Linked DNA regions of Homo sapiens: region 1 is linked to region 2. The links are chromatin loops, found by intact Hi-C in ENCODE. Cell type or tissue: PC-3. All regions are shown on one strand. Each heading gives the region's core, and the rest is flanking DNA. Links, peaks and the distances in the headings are about the cores only. Region 1 overlaps SORBS1 (sorbin and SH3 domain containing 1). Region 2 overlaps ACSM6 (acyl-CoA synthetase medium chain family member 6).

The links. A loop is a pair of places that touch in the nucleus more often than their neighbours do. Peaks named below come from ENCODE experiments on the same cell type or tissue, not always from the same donor. Only the 100,000 strongest peaks of a DNase experiment are listed, where the experiment ranks them.
Region 1: it touches region 2 in a loop (8-fold over the local background); 1 of 110 quality-filtered maps calls a loop at or near these places.

Annotation. Positions count from the first base shown.
Region 1 is chr10:95,331,181-95,337,780 of GRCh38, reverse strand. It overlaps SORBS1 (sorbin and SH3 domain containing 1), which reads left to right. Exons shown (of 33, transcript NM_001034954.3): 30 at 487-1,260. Among named protein-coding and RNA genes, the nearest start is that of PDLIM1, 43 kb to the right of the region's middle. In PC-3, for the core only: no CTCF peak of the experiment used is centred there; DNase peaks (open chromatin) are centred at 3,100 and 3,590; H3K4me3 peaks cover 336 bases; H3K27ac peaks cover 2,791 bases.
Region 2 is chr10:95,211,815-95,218,414 of GRCh38, reverse strand. ACSM6 (acyl-CoA synthetase medium chain family member 6) reads right to left here. Exons shown (of 11, transcript NM_207321.3): 6 at 6,381-6,537; 7 at 5,475-5,557; 8 at 3,440-3,563. The region is part of intron 3 of LOC107984257 (a long non-coding RNA gene); the gene reads left to right. Among named protein-coding and RNA genes, the nearest start is that of ACSM6, 21 kb to the right of the region's middle. In PC-3, for the core only: no CTCF peak of the experiment used is centred there; DNase peaks (open chromatin) are centred at 3,404 and 3,854; H3K4me3 peaks cover 382 bases; H3K27ac peaks cover 2,477 bases.

The sequences.
Region 1 (6,600 bases), core at 919-4,918, 120 kb before region 2:
GGAAGACTCTGCTGAGCTCCCAGAGAAAATAAAACCCCAGGGAAGGGCCATGGCAGTGTGGGGCCACCTTTCCCCGTATGGTTCCGGGTCAGGGATCTGGATGCACAGGGGCTGGGTTGGCTGGGATGGGGAGCTTCCAATGTGTCCCTTTGAAAATCTGATTCTGCAAAGCAGGGCGGCCTCATCCGTCACTACTCTGACGGGAACCTCTCCCCATCTCCACACCTCTCACTGCTTCCTCCACCCCCTGCCTGCACACATCAGGATCACGCTCGCACATGCTCAAACGCACACTCACCCATCCTGGTTTCTCCCCAGATGTAACCTGAGGATTTCCTTTTTGGACACCAGAGTGTCCTTGCTCATCCTCTCCATTTCATTCCTCTTTATATACCCCTTGTGATTATTTTCCTTCTTTTTCCTTTATGCTGACACTTGTACCTTTTGCTTCTTTCTTTTGTTTTCCTCTCTTTTCTTCTTTTTAAGTTTTCCAGTCACAGCAAGCTCATCACGCCAGCCCCCTCATCTCTGCCCCACTCCCGCCGAGCCCTGTCCCCCGAGATGCACGCTGTCACCTCTGAGTGGATCTCACTGACTGTGGGGGTCCCAGGCAGGCGTTCTCTGGCCCTGACCCCACCCTTGCCTCCTCTGCCAGAGGCTTCTATCTATAACACTGACCACCTCGCCTTGTCACCAAGGGCCAGTCCCTCCCTGTCTCTCAGCCTCCCCCATTTGAGTTGGTCAGATCGTCCCACCCCACGATCAGTAGCTTCTCCACTGGCCCTACCTTCCCCACACAAAACCTACTCCCTAGCACCTACTTCCCAGGCCTCCCTTCACATGAATGGAGACGGTGGTGTCCACACGCCATCTTCAGGCATCCACCAAGATAGCTTCTTGCAGCTGCCGCTGGGGAGCTCTGATAGTGTCATCTCCCAGCTTAGTGATGCCTTTAGCAGCCAGAGCAAGAGGCAGCCATGGCGCGAAGAGAGTGGACAATATGAGAGGAAAGCAGAGAGGGGGGCAGGCGAAAGAGGCCCTGGTGGACCCAAGATCTCTAAGAAGAGCTGCTTGAAGCCTTCAGACGTGGTCAGGTGCCTGAGTACTGAACAGAGACTCTCAGATCTCAACACCCCTGAGGAGAGCCGGCCCGGCAAGCCCCTGGGTAGCGCTTTTCCAGGAAGTGAGGCTGAGCAGACAGAGCGGCATAGAGGTGGCGAGCAGGCGGGGAGGAAAGCTGCTCGGAGAGGTGGGAGCCAGGTAGGACTGCAGCATGCCGCGTGTGCACTTGGCGTCTCACTTGGCAGGGTGGGCTGCACGTCTCGCCCCTGGTCCATCTACGGAGGCCAAGTGAATGCTGGTGAGACCATTTGCTTGCCTCAGGAGCAAAGAGATGGCCCCAGAGGGAATGGGAGGACATGAATTCAGGTGCCAGGACTGGATACAGTTGGAGGGAAAGGACAGGCTATATCTGGCCACTTGAGGTCATTTGGAAGTTATCTCTACTTTGAATGCCTCCTGGCCTGCTGCAAGGGCCTCTGAGAAGGCAGACCTTCCTCACATCCCATGTATGCCTTAGAGATGACCCTCAGTTTGCTTTGACTAACACAGCTGAGAACACCAGGCTTTGGTGTGGTGTGGTTTGCTTTTATGTAAGATGCACTTTGTTTCCATAACCCATGGTGCTCTGCTAGTGCTCGGCTCTGTCAGGTCTTTGTCCTGTCTCGTGTTTGTGTGGGAGCGCGGGGCCTTTGTTTGCTATGAAACAAAGGTGTTTTGGTTCTGGAGAGGAGAATGCAGGTCTCCTGGGGCCCTGACTGACATGGGGTATCCTCGAATAGCCATGCCAGGTTTTGGGGTGAGTGTACCATCTTCTCTCTGGGTCAGCTACAAAGACCCAGAGAGCATTTGGACAAAGGTAGCCTTAGGGTGTTTTGAGACCTGAAAATTTTTTTGGAGAAATGAACTTAGCAACTAAACAAATCACAATTCTGATTTTGGCTATGCTGTTGACTACTGCGAAAGTCAAAGACTTTCGGCAACTTCTCAGAAGCAACCAGGTTTGAATGCCAGCTCCACCTCTTACAGTCTAGTGACTTGGGAGTTGCTTCCCCTGTCTGAGACTCAGTTTCCTCATCTGTAAAATGGAGATGATAGCACCTACCTCAAAGAGTGGTTGATTACAAGGGCTTATGATCCTGGGAACATGGTCAGCACTTTATAAACGGAAGCTATAGAGCCACCATCTTGGGTGATCTAGAATTGCTTCTAGAACTGAGAATATTTTTAGAACTTCCTTAGACCCAGATTGAGTTCCTGAAGATGTCTCCAAGCCATTTATTAAGTATCTAGTATGTCTGATGTCCACAGTAAATAGTGCTTAACCCTTAGGCTTGCAACCTCAGTTTCCCTTTGAGGCTGTAGTTATTCAGTCTATGAATAAGGCCTGCAGGTACCAGCCTCTGGGCAGAATACAAAGGTCATTTGTCTCTCCTCTTGAGAACCCTAAGTTCAAGGCTCCTCAAAACAAGGAGGAGCCTAGCAATATCACCAGGGCAATAATAGAGGCATGCTTGGGGGACACAGGAGCACAGAGGCTTGAGACACACTAGGCCAGACTTCCAGCTCCAGCCAAGCACATGTGGGCCCATGGGTGGGCCAGCACATCAGGAGTGGGGATCACTGAGGGTGAGCCGGCATGGGGCAGTTTATAAGAAATCAGGCTTAGCCTTTTGCTAGAAAGCCACTTAACCTCTCACATGCTAAGCAGGAGTGGAAGCAGTCCATCCCTTGTAGGGCAGTCATAAGGATTCAGTGAGGTAATTCATGGAAGTCGGTGCTTGGCATGTGCCAAGGCTCCATATGTGGGGTCACCCGCTGCTGTGGAGGGCTGTAGGAAAGCAGTAATACCTGGCAAAGGCTTTGCCTGGCCCTGGAACAGGTTGAGGAAGGAATAGAAGAGATGGTGAAGTGGCTAGTTGAAAAGAATTAAACGTTTCTGACACAGGAACAATTCTATAAACATTCTAAGTCAACCCAAGGCACCCGGGGACATCCTTATCGTCAGTGTTGAGTCATCATCCCGGCCCAATTCCAGGATCCTGTGTGTATAGGAAGTGCGCACGGTGCCGGATCTCCGAGTAAGGTTAGGGGTATACGCTTCCTGCTTCCTAAGGCAGGATAGGAGGGGAGTAGCTGGCAACACTGAAGATTATGTTGATTGGAAAGCCAGGCTTGTTGAAACTTGGTGTTCCTTTCTTGGTGGGCCTCCAGACCCCAAGTGTACCACTTCCTGTCCCCTCCCTTCCTCCTGCCCTCCTGGCACAAGCCCCTTCTCCATGGGTGTGCACAGGCTGTGGCCTGGGGCTCGCTCCCCCTTGAGAGCTGGCATTTGTGTGAAAAGGGCTGCTGCCCACACCTCCCCTTCAGCCCCCTCACTTTCCCCTCCTGTGGCTGGAGCAGGAGCTGACAACTCTGGAAACGGGGTCCTTCAGAAGGGGCTCCTGTGTCTTGGGCCCCCTTTGGGTGACAGACATGCTAAAAATGGGAAGGACTTGTATGACAACTGTTCTCTGGCAGCCCCATCAGGATGACGTGACCACAGGCTGTGTTGCTTATTTGGAAAAATGCATTCCAGACCAGTTTGTGTATCAAGAAAATTGTCAGCCATTATTCTCCTTGCTGAACTAAAGAGCTGAAACAAAAGTTCACTTTTATTGTAGGTATTGGGGAGGTAGGTTGAGAATCTGACCAATAATGGGAGGGAATTTTACCTGAGAACCTTAAATGAAAAGATATTCTGAAATGTTATGATCATTTATTCTTTGAAGCATTTAGGATATTCCAGGTACTTAGCTGCAAGAGATAGAGAGGGGTGAACATCATCAGGGCTTCCATTTAGATGTAACTTCTAGGAAGCTGTTGGGGCCAAGGGAAAGTTTCCCTCTTATCCTTGAAGTTTCCCTAAAAATTACTGACAAGAAGCAAAAATTTTTTTCTTTCTTTTTTTTTTTTTGAGACAGGGTCTCACTCTGTCACCCAGGCTGGAGTGCAGTGGCACAATCTCATTGCAACCTCTGCCCCCAGGTTCAAGACTCCTTCAACCTCAGCCTCCTCAAGTAGCTGGGACTACAGGCACATGCCACCATGCCCAGGTAATTTTTGTATTGTTTGGTAGAGACGGGGTTTCACCATGTTGGCCAGGCTGGTCTCATACTCCTGACCTCAGGTGATCCTCCCGCCTCGGCCTCCTCGGATTACAGGCATGAGCCACCACGCCCGGCCAAGAAGCAAATTAATAGGAGAAAAGGCATACAGATTTATTCGATCATAGTTTTATGTGACACGGGAGCCTTCAGAATGAAGACCCAACCAATGGGGTGCAGAAGCTTATACCATCTTGAGGTTACAGAAGAGTGGGGGCTCAGAGGATGGCCAAAGACAGGTTATGGTGGTAAATCAGATTTTAAGCAGCAAGACACGTTATGGGAGGGAGAAAAGCAAGGCTTGGCTAGCAAAGGGGTCTTGTTATTTAGATGAAAGCTCACAGGTAGCAGCCTCGGAGAGAATAGATGGTAAATGTTCCTTTTAGGCCTTTAAAGGTGTCAGACTGCCAGTTAATCTTTTCTAGATCTAGACAAGGGAAAGCCTCAGAGAAAACCTGGCTGCATCAATGCAGATTTTTCTCTACAAATACAAATCTCCTGCACAAAAGACAGCTTTGCAGAGCTACCTCTTTTTGCTGGCTCTCTGACAGCCATGTCAAAATATGTCAAAAAAATATATTTTGGGGTAAAATATTCTGATTTCCTTTAACACCTTTCCTGACAGCCTCCCCCACCCCTGCATGAGTGGATTAGTGCTCTGACTTTGGGCTGCCATAGCCCCTGCAATGGTCTGTGTGAGCCTCTCTCAGCCCCCTTTGCTTCCCTGTGTTCCCATACAGTATCAGTGCTCCAAAGGCGGGACCGTGATACCTAATGTATGGAAGGCACTTCAGTGAATGTTTGTTGAATGAAAGAAAAGGCAAGCCAGACATGGTGGCTTACACCTGTAATCCCAGCACTTTGGGAGCCTGAGGCAGGCGGATCACTTGAGGTCAGGAGTTCAAGACCAGCCAGCATGACGAAACCCCATCTCTTCTAAAAATACAAAAATCTCTTCTAAAAAAATACAAAAATCAGCTGAGTGTGGTGGTGCATGCCTGTAATCCTAGCTACTTGGTAGGCTGAGGTGGGAGAATCACTTGAACCCAGGAAGCGGAGGTTGCAGTGAGCAGAGATAGGGCCACTGCACTCCAGCCTGGGTGACAGAGCAAGACCCCATCTCAAAAAAAAAAAAAAGACAAACAATGACTGACTCCAACTAAAGGAGTTTAGGATCTTCACCGGGGGAGTAAGACCTGTTCCCAAATAGTTACAATGCAAATAAGGAAAGAGAGTCACAAACAGTACATCCTGGAAGATCAAGATGGGGAGAAATAATAACCGGGAAGGAAGGTGGTTGTCTGGAGACTTCAGGAAAAAAAAATGCCAGGCAGGGTGTCAGAGCCCCAGTATGAGGAGGTGGTTGACTTGAGTGTTGGTAAGAAAAATTGACTGATAACAGTATAGATTTGAAGAAGGCAAGTTTATTAGAAAGAAAGAACGCTGCAAAAGGGTGCAGCAGGGCACTCAGTGAGAGAGGACTGAGCGCACTGAGGTGGATTTTCCTTAGGAGCATTTATGGACCTTAAGGCAGAAGCTTAAGGGCAATTTGGACCATACTGGCCACATAGGTCATGATACATGATTACATCTGTAGATGTTTTGGTGCCTTAACGTCAGCAAGGGTTGCACAGTGAGTTTCAGCATGCCATTCCAGAGATGTGTAGAAATTCTAGTTACTTATAAATTTGGAGGGAAAGAAATCTGGGACCAGATGCCTGCTTTAAATGATAGGGAAGTCTAATTACTTCTAATTTTCCCAGATAAGGAATTTGGCCTGTTTGATGGTCACCAGGTGGTCATTGCTCCCTTCTAAATTCCTCAGATAAGGAGTTTTTGCCTCTGGGGCTTGCTGGATGGTCACCAAGTGATTTTGCTCTCCTCAAAAAAGTAGCATTTAATCTGAGCCTTAAAGAATAAGAGGTTTTCTCACAGATGTACAGCAGGAGGGTGGGACTCGAGGCAAATAGCTCAAGCAAAGGCCCAGAGGTAGGACCATGAAAGGTGTGCATAGAGAATGATGCATTCCTTGTTTGGGTGAGGCTTCTGGTGTCCACAGGTGAATAGAAAAGGGGGTTTCTGGAGAAGGGGCTGGGACCAGAAGTTATGTCAGGAGTCACGGTGACCCTTTGAATCAGTCACCTGCCCACCTCCCTCAACTCTGCAGATGTGTGGACACTTCCTGTGAAATGGTTTGACTTTTCACTCCTAAACTGTTTCACATTGGGTCAGTTGCCCATGTTTTTAGGTGTGTTTTTTCTCTGAACAGCAGAAGAGAGTGAATGAAATGAATGCAGGGGTCTTCAGGGAAATCAGGATGGGGTGGGGAAGAGCACTGGATTGAGAGTCAGGGTCCCAAGTTCTAGCTCTAGCTCTGCCATTGGCTTGCCAAGTA
Region 2 (6,600 bases), core at 1,695-5,694:
TAAGCCTTGAAGCTATTCCCAGCAAAATGGACTTATAATTTCCACTTTTGCTCAGGCTTGTTTGAAATATGTTTCCATCACTTGCATCCCAAATAATGCTCACAAAACACAAGACTCCTTAGCTATTGCCAGTACATTACAATTAAATGGAAGATGTACATTTTCTCCCATGCAGGTTGTGTGACTAACTAAAAATGCCAAGTTTATTAGGTGTTGCTGGAGTCATATCAACTTAGTGTATCAACCTTGCCTTATTTCAGATGTTCTGAGTGTCAGTTATATTTGTATTTCATAAAAAGAAAGATAAAGCCAAAATCATTACTGCCTAAGATGTGCTGTTTTCTTGCTAGACAGAATCATTCACAACCTGAGATCAGTGGGGAAATACAATGCAATGAGTCCTGGGTGCTGAAAATGTCAACTCTTTGGATGTAATTAAATGGATCTGTGAGTGTAGTATAGACAGAATCTGAGACAGAATTTGATCATTTCTCAAGTTCCCTCTTTTACAGTTTTGAATTGTAACTTGCGTACCAAGCGTGAGCTTGACTATGAGGTCTCAAAGTTTTGAACCTTGTGTTCTGAATTTTCTTTAGCTTTCTAAGTGAGGATGTTTCCTGAGCCATATGGAACTACATAGCTCCACCAGGGTCCTCAAACTATAGACCTCTCCCCAGAGCCTAGGCTATCAATTTGGCTGTTTTGTCTTCTCCCACACAGTCTGAGGTTTTCTTAGTCACCAAAGAATTTTTTTTGGACGTATGACAGAACTAAGTCCTATAAAAAGGCTTTGGTGTTACCAAGATTATGGAATTCCCTTCTTAGTATAATTAATAAAAACAGTAGTAATATATAAAACAAATGTAAGAAATCCCCCTGCCCCCCACCACAAATTCTTATTTCTCCCATGCTATTTGAATGTTTTAAAAACATTGGGTATTCAATTCTCTCAAAAATATTTTGTGTTTTTGCTTCTCAGGAAGCCTATTTTATGGACCATCTGGCAGTGAATGCAGTTAATCCAGGCAACACTTCCCTATTTTCTTTTTCTTTTTCTTTTTTTTTTTTGAGATGGAGTCTCACTCTGTCCCCAGGCTGGAGTGCAGTGGTGCGATCTTGGCTCACTGCAACCTCCGCCTCCCAGATTCAGGTGATTCTCCTGCCTCAGCCTCCCGAGTAGCTGGGACTGCAGGTGCGTGCCACCACACCCGGCTAATTTTTTGTATTTTTAGTAAATACAGGGTTTCACATGTTGGCCAGGATGGTCTCAATCTCTTGACCTTGTGATTTGCCTGCCTTGGCCTCCCAAAGTGCTGGGATTACAGGCGTGAGCCACTGCTCCTGGCCCACTTCTCTATTTTCTTTTGTTCCTATCTACCTGGAAAACACTGAAACCAATTCATGTAAAAATTTGGCCACCAGCCTAAGGTACCAGCTCTACATTCTTATCTGTGGTGTTTCCATCATATAAGCTTTCCTGCTTATTTTCATCCTCATGTTGCAGGAACAGGACTGTTTGTTCCCTGACTCTTTCCTTCCAGAAACTTTTCACATGGTGTCTAGATAGAACATCAATTGAGTGGTTAAGGAACTATTCTACATCCACATCTATATCCTCTTTACTGGATGTTCTCTTCATCAGTTACCTTTCCAGAGACCTGGCTCTTCCATGGGAAGAGGTTTCTACTTATTTTTTTCAAGTGGGGGATGTTGATCCTTTTATATTCCTTGGGTTTGGCATCTTTTGAGCTCCCAATACCACCTTCTGACCATTACTTCTCTGACGCTATGTGCAATTCCCTTGTCTTTTTGAGATTCATGCCATTTACATTTACCACCCTATACCACTCTTTGTTGTCTATAATTTACCAACCTCTCAGTCATTCCTTATCCATTAAGGCCTTCAGCATGAGGTTCATTATCTTTCCTTTGATTCCAGGTCCCGCTGTCATCCCTAGTGCCTCCTGCAGCCATATGAATGATCAGTTCTACCCCCAGTCTCTTCCTTCCTTGATCCTGATCTCCAGGGAGTGTGATGTGTCTCCTCAAAATTTATGTGCTAATTCCCTACTGCTCACTGTGATGGTATTTGGAGATGAGGCCTTTGGGAGGTCATTGGGTTTAGATGAGGTCATGAGGGTGGCACTCTCATGATGGGATTAGTGCCCTTATAAGAAGAGATGCTGGGCACAGTGAATTGTGTCTGTCATCTTGGATATGCTGGGTTGCTGAGGTGGGAAGGTCCCTGAGGCCAGGAGTTTGAAACCAGTCTGGGCAACATAGCAAGTCTGTGTCTGTGCTAAAAAATAAAATAAAATAAATAGCAAGCATGGTGGTGCACACCTGTAGTCCCAACTGTTTGAGAGGCTGAGGTTGGAGAATCTCTTGATCCCAGGAGTTTGAGGCTGCAGGGAGCTATGGTCACACCACTGCACTCTAGTTTGGGGCAATAAAGCAAGACCCTGCCTCTCTTTAAAAACAAACAAACAAACTGAAAGACACTAAAGAGCTTGGAAAGAGCTTGGTCTCTCTCTCTCTCCCTGTCTGTGAGAACACCATGAGAAGTTGGTAGTCTGCAACCTAGAAGAGGACTCTTCCTAAAACCCGGCCTTTCTGGCACTCTGATCTTGGACTTCCAGCCTCTAGAACTGTGAGAAAAATAACTTTGGTTGTTTAAGCCACTCAATCTATGATATTTTGTTACAGCAGCCTGAGCAGACTAAGACAATTATCTTCAGTCCTTCCAGCTCCATTGACATCTCCAGTGCCTTGTCTTCTCACCACTGATCTGCCTTTTCTTGAATTCCCTTCCTTCTCTGATCAGCTTAGTTTCTTAGTCTTTCATCTTAATGCCAATATCCCTATATCCCTTGCCTGCTGCCCTTTTATTGCACCTTCTTGGCAAAATGTTAATCCTGTTCCAATCTAACTGTCCACTTTTACCATGCTTTTCATCTGTGTTTTAGAGTGATATTGGAGAAAATGACACAACTAAATAGTTAGTGACTTTGAAGATTAATGCTCTCCAACCTCAAATGTGCTCTTATCATAACCCATTTCTCCTTTATTTTCATAATCTACTCTTTCTTCCATTTTCAGCAGTGATAATTTTAAACATCCTCCACTCAGACTTGTACCCCATCATTTTTTCATTCTTATCACATGATATTGCCTTATACTCCACAAAGAGGGCAGGAATTGTCAGGTGGAAACTAGTTCAAGTTTCTGTTGTGAAATCTGTAAATCTGTAAGTTATCTGTACCTGTAATTCTTTGTCTTATCATGGAAGAGGGGTCTCCCTAGTTTAAGCCATTTCCTCTTCCTGTGCTTAAGATCCAGTTGTGCATTTCTAGTGCGTGCTTAGTGCTTTGACAGTGTGCTTACACAGTGAATGGGCAAGTTTGGTTTCTGGCTAAATAGTGAGTCAGCATCAACCTACAGTTTCCGTCTGCCCATAGCCTTCATAGATGTCCAACTTAGTGATGCGTTTCCAGTCCTCAATCACCCCAGGGCTGATGGGTCCTCCTGCAGCCACACACTGCTTCAGACTCTTGAATCTGTAGCTGGAGAGGCATCAAAAGTTGTTCTTAGCCTCAGGGAATATTTCTACCAATAACAGGTCTGTTAGAAAGAATCTTGGAAAAATGATGCAGTTATTCCAATACAGGAAATGCTCATTAAGTGGTGGTTGATGTTCTTAATACTACTCTATTAGATAATCTATTCAGACACCCCAGTTAGATCAATCTCCATGAAGACTCTCATTTACTCTTCTGGACAAGCGGCATTAATGTTAAAAGCAAATCAACCAGTGCTAACTGATGGCAGGAAGCCAGCCTTCTGCAGAAACCCTTCTGAGTTTTATTACCTCTCCCAAAGCCAGAAGTGTTTGTGAAGGATGTGTCAGCAATGGTAAGGTAAAAAAGGAACTAATTTTCTGAAGTCTGGAGGTGGAAAGAGAGCCACTAATTTTATAAACTAGGCTCAAAATCTCTAGATATTATAAGTTTCCACAGCGCCCCAACAATAGAATAGTAGTGAGCATTTTTTATAAACCCACAATTCATTTTATGTTTATTTGATTTTGGTGATGTCCAGTGGAAGGGTCAAGTGTGGGAAGATTATAGCAAAACTTTTTATGGTCTCAGATAGAGGCAGTGACCCTGTATATTCTGAATACATGAATGTACCATATTAATGGTAATGTGGTAGCTCATCTGTATTAGATAATAACTGCCTGCCCAGTTAGGTCCCAAGACTAAGCAAGATCAAAATTGGAGAACTGATTCTGAATTAATCCCAAATATACCATTACATCATTGCCTTTATATTATTAATTTCAGGGTATAAGCGAGAGATGACTATTTTAAAATTTTTAAGTGCTTTTAAGGGTTTAAGAAATAATCTGAACATTTTATATGAGATGGAATGTTGCTGAATAAAGATATACCATATTTAATCATAGCGATTTTTAACTGCTCCACAAAATGCCAATGAACTAGGCGTTCCTTCATGTCAACATAATTTAATACGGTGGTATTGTTTGCTACCATGGTTGTTTCCTTCTGTAGAGTTTATGTCCTTGCCCACATAGCTAAAATGAAATTTACACTTAAATGATTATTTAGCAAACACTAAGGCTTGATACAATGATTGAGAACCTGTGATTTCTCATTAATCTTTATCGATGATGATTGGCAATTCTACTTCTTAGTTGGTACCCTAGGGAATTGTGGGGTGTGTGCAATGATGCTCATTTCAGCAGCTTAGAAAAGATTCAACTATCTTTGATAGGTACTTGGCTTATTAATGTACAATTCATTCATACTAAAGAATACTATGCAATGATTAAAAATGTATTACCCATATTATCATAAATAGAGCTTTAAGGAATAGTGTGAAAAAAATGCAAGTTTCACTATGATATAAACAGATACCATCTATATAATCCCACCCCAATATCATAATATGTTTCTTTTGGGATAGATGGATAGGTAGATACACATAGGTATAAATTTGTTTTAAAAAGGCCTAGAAGAATTCATATCCAAGAGAGAAGGTGGTCTTTGTCTATAACTCATTTCCCGTTTGCTCTGAGAAATGAGTGCTGGCGGTGAATTACACATTTTTTTTTCTTCAAAATGGGAAATGGGTTAATATTTACTTTTTGAATTAAAGGTAGTATATTTGTCTTTAATGTTTATCTTTTTAAAGGGAGGTATAATTATAAATTTTTTAACAAACTCAACCTTCTAATTATAATTTAATTTTATGTTCTGGGTCAAGATATGGATTTCAAGTTGCAAGGGAATAAAAAATCACACACACTAATGGAGTTGTTGTCATGAATGGCAACAAGACAAGTGTGTTACCGGAGGGTAAGATTGGATCTACTTCAACAAATTAAGGGGTCCTAATTTTATTTATGGTACCATGAGTGGAAATGGACTCTCTCCTGAGGGATCCTCTCTTACCTGGTGAAACACTTGTGCTGAAGCAGTTCCTGGTACATCTCTGGATTTGCAGATAGAGTGGTGATGGGAAATCTGGACAGGACCTGGGCCCCAAAGGAAGGAAAAACAAAATCTGCATGTGAGGTGGGAGAGACAGTGAGACTGTGGCAGGGGTCCAGGCGGGAAAGTCCAGGGAAGAGGGTCACAGACTTTGAAACTCAGCTTGGGGATGCCTTTTATCTCAAAGACTTAGTGATTCCCCACCTTCCACACCTTGGGAGAGAATTTAGCTTTAGCTCTGTGAACATAGGAGCTATCATATTAATCACTGATAACCGAATGCATACACAGCGAGGCATTTACTTCTGGATCCAAGAAGCCTTGTTTTGATCTTTGTCGCTTTAAATAATAAGCCTAGATGTTGCCAGCAAAATTGTGGATTGTGCAGCAGTTGAGAGGTTAGCACAGCAGTGTAGAAATTGTGCTGTGGAGTTCAGTAGACCACAGTTTAATTCCTAGTTCTGCCTCTGTGATTCCTTAGGCTACTTACTTAACCTCTGTGAGAATCAGTTTCCCCAGTTCTTCCCTCACAGGGTTCTTGGGGAGATGAAATAATCCATATGAAGTGCCAGTAAGTAATCAGTAAATGATAACTGATATTAATATTATCTTCCTCAATATCACTATTGTCTTTTAAAAGTTTCCTTCTCAGTGATACAATGGAAGTAGCCAAGTCTTCCTAATTGCAAAGCCCCTAGGGAAGAGAGAGAGCATTGCTCTCACAAGCAGGGAGAGCATCTTCAAGTCAAGATCACATTCCAAATTTAACTCTTGATTTGCCCCATTCTGGGCATGAGTCACTGGGTCATTGCTAATGCCTCTCTCTGGCCTTTGTCCCACACATTCCACACTAGGAATTGATCTTACATTTAGAACAGTCTCAGGGCAGAAGGTTGGCATGTGACACAGAAACACACAGGCTCCTTGGAACCAAGTTCCCAAGACAGCGCTCAGGGATAAAGATCCACCAAAGGCATCACCCAGACTCCACAAGACATCTGTTGGCTGGAGATCCATCCACCGTCTAAAGAGAAAGAGGAAAGCCATTTGAATTCTCTCGTGCTGGTACTAGCAACAACAATAATAC